Linked DNA regions of Homo sapiens: region 2 is linked to region 1. Evidence: chromatin contacts called from ENCODE Hi-C or POLR2A ChIA-PET data. All regions are on one chromosome and are shown on one strand. The core of a region is the stretch at or near the end of the contact, and the rest is flanking DNA. Distances in the headings are between cores, read along the strand shown. Region 1 has its middle 46 kb from the start of LINC02543. Region 2 has its middle 33 kb from the start of GMPR.

Region 1 (5,385 bases), core at 1,921-4,420:
AAGCTAAGCCACTCCTCATCATGAAACGTTAGTGAGGTGTTATGTGAGGTAGTATTGCATATTTTACCTAAATGATGAATTTTTGCATTTTTTTTTTTTTTTAGACAGATTCTCGCTCTGTCATCCAGGACATCCAGGCTGGAGTGCAGTGGTGCTATCATGATTCACTGGCACCTCTGCCTCTGGGCTCAAGTGATCCTAGCACCTCAGCCCCCCAAGTAGTTGGGACCACAGGTGCGTGCCACCGTACCCAGCTAACTTTTGTGTTTTTTGTAGAGATGGGGTTTCACTATGTTGCCCAGCCTTGTTTCAAACTCTTGGACTCAAGTGGTTCACCTGCCTCAGCCTCCCAAAGTGCTGGGATGATAGGGGTGAGGCACCACGCTTGGTTAATTTTTTTTTTTATATGGGAGAAAGAAGCACATGTTTGAATGGTTAGGAGGTGAAATTGGAAGACTTAGGGAAGAGGGAATGCTTACACACCTCAATGGTTGTGCAAATGTAGGAGGTAGTGGGCTCCAGATGGGGGAGATGGTTCTAGAGAGAAGAGAGAACAACTCTTCCACTGCGCCGGGAGGGAAGGATGAGGCAGAGAGAGCAGATGCATTAGGGATTAGCTGTTGTGGGCAGGAATGGGAGGACAGATGGACTGTGGTATTTAGTCTGTGCAGTAACAGACACAATTCTCTTTCTAGGTTTGTAGGGGGTGAGAGTTGGAGATTTTGGGAGAGTGGAGAAGGTCTTAATGGTCATCCTGGAGAATGAAAGGGCAAGCTCACTAGATTGCCATCAGCACTGGGGCCCTGCTTGGGCTTAGTGACCAGGAACTGACAGTGGGATCAATCTGTACAACTGCAAGATTGTGCTTGGCAGTACTTGGGCACTTGCTCACAGCCAGGGAACAGGTGGTCAGCTCTAGTCATGCAGGCTTGGGGTGTTTTCAGGTCGCTATGATGGAAGGACAATAGGCAATGGAAACGGACAAGAGAATAAATCAGAGGTTCTCAGTGACAGAAGGGATGGTAGCACCCTGCTGTGGTGTCTGGAAGTAGGCAAGGCTGTTTTGGGTTCTCACAATGAAGGGGAGCATATTGGAATTTAGTGGGCAGGACCCAGGGATGCTAAATGCCCTCAATGTGGAAGAGGGTACCTAACAACAAATAATCATCCCCTGCAAATTGCCAATCATACCCAATGATAAATGATGAAACTAAGGGACTGTGGGCTTAGCTAACTAAGCCAGACAAATAGGGAGGTAAAGAAAGGTGGAGGTAGGTTAAGAGTAGGAAGACCTGAGCAGGTGAAGATCAGACCAAATCAGGAAAGGCTGAGCATGCAAGCTGGCAGGATTAGTGTCTGTGGTCAGACGGTGGGTGTCTGAATCCCTGATTTCAGAAGCAGGCAGTTTCCAGTGATGCAGCATGAAAGAGGACTCCAGTTTGAGTCTTTTGAAAAGCAAATGTCAAGATAGAGTTTGATGTGCAAGAGATTTATTGGGGTAACATTGTAGAGGGTAAAGGGGAGAGTAGCAGGAGTGGGTGGGGAAAGTCTTCAGACCAGGATGCAGGGCTGACACCTGTGACAGGAGAGGCACAGGAAGGAGGGTTGGGTGGGAGAAGCTTCAGAGAGCAGCCCCAGACTGATGGGGGAGCTCCAGAGGAAAGACGGCCCACTGGGGGTCCCAAGGAGGGCAGGAATGGTTGGCCTCTGGTACCCTGTAGTGTTCATCATGGCCTTGCACAAAACTGCAGCCAATCTGAAGATGCAGCTGATGGAGGCTGTCCACCAGCCCCCTCCACCAAGCAGATTGTTCTGAAGTGAGACTGAGCAATGCACCACCAGGGCCACCACATGGGGGTAGCAGATGTAGTGTGTGGGTAACGGAAGCTCCAAAAGAGCAGGACTAGCTTTTTTTTCTTTTCTTTTCTTTTCTTTTTTTTTTTTTTTTTGAGACAGAGTCTCAATCTGTCACCCAGACTGAAGTGCAGCAGCATGATCTCGGCTCACTGAAACCTCCACCTCCCAGGCTCAAGCGATTCTCCTGCCTCAGCCTCCCGAGTAGCTAGGATTACAGGTAGGCACTACTACCACTCGGCTAATTTTTATATTTTTGGTAGAAACAGGGTTTCACCATGTTGGCCAGGCTGGTGTTGAACTCTTGACTTCAGATGATCCACCCACGTTGGCCTCCCAAAGTACTGGGATTACAGGTGTGTGCCACCACGGCCCGTGTATTTTTAAAATTTTGCCTTTTCTCATATTTTAGCCCTAATGCTTTGACACATTCAAATTTCATTCAAAAGTTTGTCAAATGAACTAATGAATATATGTCAAGAAACTGAGAGAGTAGAGCATAGAGATAAAGTCTTCCCATTAGGGTTACAGTCCAGCTCCACCACTTACTAACTCATCTTAGGAAAACTATCACTGAATGGGAATGGTGATAAATAGCTCCTACTCTGTGGGTCTTTGTGAGGATTTAAAGAGACTTTAGGAAGAAGACCCAGCACAGTATCTGGAAAATGGTATGCAATCAATGATAACTACTAGTAGTATGATTATTTCTGCCCCTTTCCATTATCTTTTGCAAGAAAACCTTTTAAGAACAAATAGAAACATGTTCAGGCAGTTGGACTACGTTACTTCTTCCTATATTAGACTTTTTTTCACTTTCTATATTAGACCCCGTGCTCCTGGAAAGTGATGAATCCATGTTTTCTTGCTTTGTAAATCATCATAGTGCCCCGAACAATGTTCTAAACACAGTTATTATTTACATCATATAGGTAGAATAAAGATGAAACAAGGGGAGAGTCACCCCGCAGACATTATCAGAGACTTAATGAGTTCTTGGGTGAGAGAGTAAGAATGTGAGTACTCTGTGAGTGTGTCAGAGCTGGAGGAGGGTGGGTTTCACCAATCCTAGATAAATATCACCCTGGATCCGTGTCTTCTCAGCCAGGGAAAGGAAGCAACTTGCTTTTCCTTTTGAACAAAGCCTGTGCCTGAATGAACATCTCTGGAGAGAAATGTGTTTGTACATTAAACTGGTAATTAAAGGTCCCCAAAAAACCAAGTCTCATTACTCAGCTTAAGGAGCTGCCTAGATAGCGTCTGGCATAGTGTCAAGTGTCTGCTTGGTGCAAAGCTGAGCCTGGAGTCGTCCCATAGGCTGGGGGACCTTGGAGACCTGCCTCCTGGGGCTCTCCTGCACCAGACTCATGTTTACATTGGGCTGATCATAAACCAAGCAGGTCCTCACACTTCTCAGGTTTCATTGTTCTCCTTTCTAAATATTTAAACAGGCTGTTAAGAAGAGGGCCGTGTCAACTGCCTGATTCAGTGAACATTACAATGGTTAATTGTCGGGATCACAACAGACGTCACAAACTCCAGGCAGGTTAAAATCTCTCAGCCTTGAGGAAAGCTGCTGCCAGTCATTCTTCTCTAGACTGAAAGAGTCTGTTAGAATCAAGTTCAGATAAGGTAACACTGATCACGTCAATTTCTTCTGCACAAAATAGAGCATGTGGTTTGTACTTTACAAATATTTGTCTAATTAATCACTTTCACTGAGGCAGGGAGATAATAATACCTTATCTTTGTAAAATGCTTCCTATTTGCAAAGCACTTTCACCCATATCATCTAATTTGCTCTTTATTGTTGGGTGTTATTTCTTAGCCAGACTAGGGATGATCCTAGTTATTAATATTAATATTAAAAGCAACCACCACCCCAACCATAGCAGCTGATTTACTGACAGCTTTCTATGTTCCATGCACTGTTTTAAGTACATTACAAGTAGGATGATCAGTGGGAACAGACACCAAAAGAATAAAAAAGATCATGCATTTGCTTTGCACATATTGAATTTTATGCACTTGCTGGGAGGATGCTATACTTGGAATATTTTTCCCCTCCAAACCTCATGTTGAAATTTGATCCCCATTGTTGGAGGTGGGGCCTAACAGGAGGTGTTTGGGTCAAGGTGTGGATCCCTTATGAATGACTTGGTGCTGTTCTCAAGGTAGTGAGTTCTTGCTCTGTTAGTTCCCTCGGCAGCTGGTTATTAAAAAAAAAAAAAAAAAAAAAAGCCTACCCCAGCCCCTGGCTCTCCCTTGCTTCCTCTCTCACCATATGATCTCTGCACAAGCCAGCTCTGGCTCCTGTTCACCTTCCACGATGAGTGAAAGCAGCCTGGGGCCTTCACCAGGAGCAGATGCTGGCACCTGTTTCTTGTACAGCCCGCAGAACTGTAAACCAAGTCAATCTCTTTTTCACAAATTCCCCAGTCTCAGGTATTCCTTCACAGCAATATAAAACTGATTAAGACAGAGGTACTCAGGGTGGCACATTTTTGGACAGTTTCTCCTAGGAAAAACCTTGCTCCCTACAACTAACTTCGATTCTCTCCATCATCCTTTCCATGGCTTCCAAGACGTTCCAGGATCTAGCTCCTTTTCTGTAGTATTCTGAATAAGCCAAATAACTATAATTGATAATAACACAACACTAATGGGGCATGCCTATATGTTAGGCTTTGTTGTAAGCAGTTTCAAGGCATTCTCTCATTTAATCCTCACAACAGCACCATGAGGTGGGTAGAGTTATTGTCTCTATTTTCAGATCAGGAAACTGAGGCATAAAGAGGTTAAGCAATGTGCCTGCGGTCACACAGCTATTAAGTGGTGTGCTGGGACTCTAGCTCACATGGTCTGGCTCTAGTGTCTGTGTTCTTAATCACCACACTGTGTTTCATGGCTGGTAGATTGTGGCATCCCTTTCTGCCAAGATTGGACCTAACTTGACAAACATGGGGTCAGTGAGCCCCGTTGACACCTCTTTGCTCTAGATGAAACAATGAAGGCTCAAAGAGGTCACGTGACCTTCTGAGGAAGTCCCTTCTCAATCTTCAATGTCCAAGTTCATTGCTAATTTTACTATGCCATGCTGTCCTCCTGATATGGTTTGGATTTGTGTCACTGCCCAAATCTCATGTTGAATTAGAGGAAGGGCCTACTAGGAGGTGATTGGATCATGAGGATGGATTTCCCCCTTTCTGTTCTCCTGACAGTGAGTGAATTCTCATGAGATATGATGGTTTAAAAGTGTGTGGCACTTCCCCCTTTGCTCTGTCTCCTGCCACCACGTGAAAAAGGTGCTTGCTTCCTTTTCACCTTCTGCCATGATTGCAAGTTACCTGAGGCCTTCCTGTCATGCTTCCTGTTAAGCCTGTGGAACTGTGAGTCAATTAAATATTTTTTCTTCATAAATTACCAAGTCTCAGGTAGTTCCTGATAGCAGTGTGAGAACAGGCTAATACACCTGCCAAGTTTTAGCATCTCAAACTGAGATACCAAAGCATAAGAGGCAGGTGTCAACTA
Region 2 (5,972 bases), core at 2,041-4,540, 260 kb after region 1:
CTCAGGAGTTCAAGACCAGCCTGGGCAACATAAGAAGACCTCATCTCATTTTAAAAAGAAAAAATTAACAAGAAAAAATAAAACCTAAGGAATTCATTTAAAAACTGCTCAAATGAATAAATTTTTAAGCAAGGTTTTAGGATAAAAGATCAATACACAGGCTTAGTGCTCATGCCTGTAATCCCAGGACTTTGTGAGGCTGAGGCGGGTGGATCACCTGAGGTCAGGAGTTCGAGACCACGCTGGCCAATATGGTGAAACGCCGTCTCTACTAAAAATACAAAAAATTAGCTGGGTGTGGTGGCGGGTGCCTGTAATCCCAGCTACTCAGGAGGCTGAGGCAGGAGAATCGCTTGAACCCAGGAGGCCGAGGTTGCTGTGAGCCAAGATTGTGCCACTGCACTCCAGCCTGGATGACACAGCAAGACTCTGAATCAAAAAAAAAAAAAGACTTATTGTTGTTAAAATGGCAATACACCCTCAAGTTATTCAATAGATTCAATGCAATTCTTATCAAAATCCCAGCTGATTTCTTTGCAGAAATTGACAAGTTAATTGTAAAATTTATATCAAAATTCAAGAAACCCAGAAAAAACAAAATAATCTTCAACAAAGAACAAAATTGGAGGAGTCACACTTCCCAACTTCAACATGTGTACAAAGCCATAGTAATCAAAATAGTGTGGTCCTGGCATAGGGTAGATGTATATAGATCAGTGTAGTAGAATTGAGAGTCCAGAAATAAACTTTCACATTTACAGTTAATTGACTTTCAACAAGGGTGTCAAGACCATTCAGTGGAGAAAGAATAGTCTTTTCAACAAATGATCCTGGGACAACTGGATATACACATGTCAAAAAAAAAAAATGAAGCTGGACCTGTCTCACAATGTGTACAAATTCAGAATAGAGAAAAGACCAAAACGTAAGAGTTAATCCAATAAAACTCTTAGAAGAAAACAGGGGTGTAAATTTTCGTGACCTTGGACTTGACAATGGTTTCTTGGATATGACACCAAAAGCATGAGCAATTAAAGAAAAAAATAGATTAATTGCACACAATTCAGCTAAAAAACTTTTGTCCTTCCAAAGACACCATCAAGAAAATGAAGAGACAAGCCTACAATGAATAAGAGAAAAAATGTGCAGATAATATTACACGTATCACAGCTCAACACCAAAACACCAAATAACTAAAAAATGGGCAAAAATCTAAATAGACATTTCTCTAAGGAAGATAAATGCATGGCCAATAAGTGCATGAAAAGATGCTCAACATCATTAGCCATCAGGGAATGCAAATCAAAACCATAATTAAATGTCATCTCACACCCATTAAGATGGCTAAAATTTTTATGAAACAGAAATAACAAGTATTGACAAGGAAGTGGCAAAATTAGAACTCTCATACACTGCTCATTGGAATATATAATTAATTGTGCACCTCCATGGAATACTATATAACCATAAAAAAGAATGAGATCATGTCCTTTGCAGCAACATGGATGCAGCTGGAGGCTATTATTCTAAGTGAATTAAACACAGAAACAAAAAACCAAATACTACATGTTCTCACTTATAAGTCAGAGCTAAACATTGGGTACACATGGACATAAAGATGGGAACAATAGGCACTGGGAACTCCAAAGTGGTGAATGAGGATGGGAGGCAAGGGTTGAAAAACTACCTGTTAGGTACTATGTTCAGTATTTAGGTGATGGGTTCAGCAGAAACCCAAATCAGCATCATGCAATATATACATGTAACAAACCTGTACATGTACTCCCTGAATCTAAAATAAACATATTTTTTAAAATAAAATAAAGTGGTGCAGCTGCCTTCGAAAGCAGTCTGGCAGTTACATGAAAGGTTAAACACAAAGTTACTGTATGAGCCAGCAACTCTATTCTTAGGTATATACCCAAAAGAAATGAAAACATATGTTCACACATAAACTTGTCCACCAGTGTTCACAGAATATTGTTCATAAGAGCTAAAAGGTAGAAACGGCCCAAATGTCCATCAATGGACAAATGAATAAACACAGTATGGTATTTCCATATAATTGTATACTTTTTGGAAGTAAAAAGAAACGAAGTACTGATACATGCTACGGTATGGATGAACTTTGAAAAGATTATGCTAAGTGAAGGAAATCAGTCACTAAGTGAAGGAAGCCAGTCACTAAAGACAACATATTGTATTATTCCATTTATAAGAAATGTCCAGAATAGGCAAATCTGTAGAAACAGAGAGTAGATCATTGGTTGCCTAAGGCTGGAAGGAATCAGGGAAGGCCCTGAGGAGTGATGGCTGATAAATAAGGAGTGTGGCAGGTTTCTTTTTTGGGTTATAAAAATGTTTTAAAATTGGTGTGATGATGGCTGCACAACTCTATGAATATATGAAAAGCCACTGACTTGTACATTCTAAATTGGTGAATTGTATGATCTGTGAATTATGTCTCAATAAAGCCATTGGGAGACAATATAAATAAATACAATCCAGAGACATTGTCCTGTGGGTAAATACTAAATAGAATCATTAGGCTGGTCTCTGGATTTGTCTATTCAATGCTTTCATGTTGGTTTTCTTTATCTTCCAGCTCCAGAAAAGGCCTGTAGTTCCAGCTACTGGGGAGGCTGATGGAAGGATTGCATGAGCCTGGGAGGTCAAAGCTGCAGTGAGCTGTGATCGCACCACTGCACTCCAGCCTGGGTGACAGAGTGAGACCCAGTCTCAAAAAAAAAAAAAAAAAAAAAAAAAAAAAAGCAAGCAAGCAAGAAAGAAAAAAGTGCTCGTTTCAGCAGCACATATACTAAAAATTGGAATGATACGGAGAAGACTACCATGGCCTCTGAGCAAGAATGACACAAAAATCCTGCAAAATAAAAAGCCTGAGCAAAGTGACTTGCCCAGGATGCCACAGTTCACAGTGGTAGAACCACAACTGGAAACCAGGACTTTGACTCCCAGGCAGCTGCCCCTTCCACGAGTTCCATGTCCCATGTGCATGCTATGTTTGTACTGGGGTCAATGGCAACCGTCTTATTTGGATATTCTTATTTTCCTCTATGCCCTGAGAAACCTGGTTTGTAGACAGAAAAGGCTGATTTTTTGCTTCTAAAAGCTTAAGTTGACATTTTGTGTTGTTTTGTTTTGTTCTCCTGGCCCAGCCTAACAAGCATTCACATAGTAGACAACACATGCTTGCTGGACCTTACTTCCTGTCTGGTGACCCAGCTCCCTAGAGACTTGAATCTCAAATAAATGTTTCTGTCAGGAGGCTGAGCTCCCAGCTGTGCAAATTGGTCACAGATGTAATTGCATTTGCCCTCTGCCCTGGAAGAAAACATGCCTGTGGTTGGGGGTTTAGATGTCTCAGAATGAAAGACATTACTCCTGACTCTGGGTAATAGCCGTGACGCTCAAAATAAGCTGCCACAGAGACACGCCATAGTGTTGCCAGATGTACAGGGCTGTTGCTACCCAGAATCTGGATCTGCACAGCCAGTTACCAAACTGTGGCCATGTCATTGGCCAATCAGGCATAGTCAAGAACCTAGCTTTTCCACTGGCTCCTCATACTTTCAAACATAACTCCATCCCCTCTTCTCCTCTCCCTAATGCCCACAAGATCTCTGCAAAGAGCTCTAATTCCAAGTTCCCTGAATGGCAGACAATGGCAGCCCTAGGACATCTACACTGCACAGGCTGCAATTGCTAGAATCTAATTAAAATAAACATTGTAACAAGCTGCTGAGCCCCGCCCAGTGCCTCAGGAGTGCAGTGATGTGACACATCTCACTGCAGCCTCCACCTCCCACCCTCCAGCAATCCTCCTGCTTTGGCCTCCCAAAGAGTGGAAACTACAAGTGTGTGCCACTACACCTGGCTAATTTTTGTACTTTTTGTAGAGATGAAGTCTCGCCATGTTATCGAGGCTGGTCTTGAACTCCTGGGCTCAAGTGGTCCACCCACCTTGGTGTCCCAAAGTGTTGGAATTACAGGTCTGAGTTACTGAATCTGGCCAGATAGATATTTTAAACCCAGTATTTGTCTGCCTTTCTTCCTCAGTAGAATTTGAATGTACCAGGTGGCTGCTAGCTACACACCTGTGTAGGATGAGGCTTATCCTATATGTCTGCCCTATTTGTCTTGTTAAATCATATTATTATTCTGAACGCTTTCCTTCTAAAGCAGACAACCAAAGCATAGGGTATTAGCTCTTCTTAGTCCTTTTCCAATCCAAACATTTAGACTTCTTTCTGCTCACCCCTGGGCAGTATCACCCTCATCAATTTCCTCTTAATTGACTAGAATGAATTGTAACTATCCCCATCAGCAATCACATCTGTTAAGGATTGCAGAGTGCCATTGTTGTACGGGAAGAGCATTTCATTTGAGCCACCAAAAATTTACTAACGTGTGGACACAGGGACAGATACAGAGGATTGCAAACTCCAGTTTCTGAAAAACTCGATTCCAAAGCAAGGGAAAAGGTGCCCTCTAGTGGTAAACACAGCACACTACACCACAGCATCCTTATTCCAGACCGGAAGCCTGGCTATTTGAATCCTATTTTCTGTTTCTTCCAGAAACCCTGAGGTCCAGACAGGATGTGACACATGAAGGTTTAAGTGAATTAAAATAGGCTGCTGACATCTAAGGCCAGGAAGAAATAATGAGTACGGATCCACTTTCACTGAGAGCAACCATCTCTGCTAAGCCACTTCTTCAATTTGGTGGCAAGTAACCAACTATCTGGAATGAGCAAGAAATATTCCCTTCCGAATTCCTTGAAAAATGTGGGGCTTAATTTAGAATATTCAAGTTCTTTTGACATACGTACTAAGACTATACAGTTTTTATAAGTATTCTAAAAGCCCGTATAAATTACAGTTGATTGGGAACTTTTAATGTAATAATTGAGTCCTGACATAAGAGACAGTGCAATGCTCAGGAAATAATGCTGGCCTGAAAGCTTGGAGATATGGACTCCGTGACACAGCCTCTGCCACTAACTAGGTGACTTCGGGCAAGTCCTTCAACATCTCTGACCTCCGTTTTCCCGTTAACAAATGAAAGAATTGGACTAATAATTTCTAAGCTTTTTCAGCTCTAAAATGATCTAATTTGGCCAGGCGCGGTGGCTCATGCCTCTAATCCCAGCACTTTGGGAGGCCAACGTGGGTGGATCACCTGAGGTCAGGACTTTGAGACCAGCCTGGCCAACTTAGTGAAACCCCATCTCTACTAAAAATACAAAAATTAGCCAGGTGTGGTGGCGTGCACCTGTAGTCCCAGCTACTCGGGAGGCTGAGGCAGGAGAATCGCTTGAACCCGGGAGGCGGAGGTTGCAGTGAGCCAAGATTGCACCACTGCACTCCAGCCTGGCAACAGAGCGAGACTTCATCTCACATAAATAAATAAATAAATAATAAAATTATCTAACTTATAAAAACTCTTTTAGGAGAGTTATATTTTGAAATAATATCTTTTGGGGATTTGTGTGTATTTCCTTCATTAACCCCAGGGTACCCTCCCTTAGCCCACTACTAAATAAAAACCAAGATTCAGGACGGGCGCAGTGGCTCAATCCCAGCACTTTGAGAGGCTGAGGCTGGTGGGTTGCTTGGGCCAGGAGTTCAAGATTAGCCTGGCCAATATGTCAAACCCCATCTCTACTAAAAACACACACAAAAATAGCTGGACGTGGTGACGCACCCCTGTTGGGAGGCTGAGGCACGAGAATCGCTTGAACCCAGGAGGCGGAGGTTGCAGTGAGCTGAGATCGTGCCACTGGATGCACTCCAGCCTGGGCAACAGAGCGAGACTGTTTAAAAAAAAAAATAGTCAAAGAACTAGTCGAACTAAGGGTGAGAAAGATGAGAATCAGCCCATGGAACATGCTTTTGCTGTCCATGAATCTAGGAAATACCAGGGCTGGGGAAAGGAGAAAGAGGAGTTAG

The links. A loop is a pair of places that touch in the nucleus more often than their neighbours do. ChIA-PET counts read pairs that join two places held with the same protein, here RNA polymerase II (POLR2A). Pooled maps may share reads with other maps.
Region 2: a loop to region 1 is called in a pooled map, with 3 times the contacts of the local background. The contact joins two enhancer-like sites. A Hi-C loop is called at or near these places in 1 of 168 maps with a recorded cell type or tissue (endothelial cell of umbilical vein), 3 of 37 single-sample maps with no recorded cell type and 2 of 50 pooled maps. POLR2A ChIA-PET finds 5 or more read pairs at or near these places in 1 of 52 experiments (activated T-cell).

The regions. Positions count from the first base shown.
Region 1 is chr6:15,946,286-15,951,670 of GRCh38, forward strand. No RefSeq gene overlaps it. Among named protein-coding and RNA genes, the nearest start is that of LINC02543, 46 kb to the right of the region's middle. Within about 2 kb of position 3,171, at least 3 of the 41 ENCODE cell types and tissues checked have a DNase peak (open chromatin) inside an H3K27ac peak, as active enhancers do.
Region 2 is chr6:16,202,220-16,208,191 of GRCh38, forward strand. It overlaps the pseudogene RNU6-1114P. Among named protein-coding and RNA genes, the nearest start is that of GMPR, 33 kb to the right of the region's middle. RefSeq lists enhancers at 3,306-3,395, 3,606-3,815. Within about 2 kb of position 3,291, at least 9 of the 41 ENCODE cell types and tissues checked have a DNase peak (open chromatin) inside an H3K27ac peak, as active enhancers do.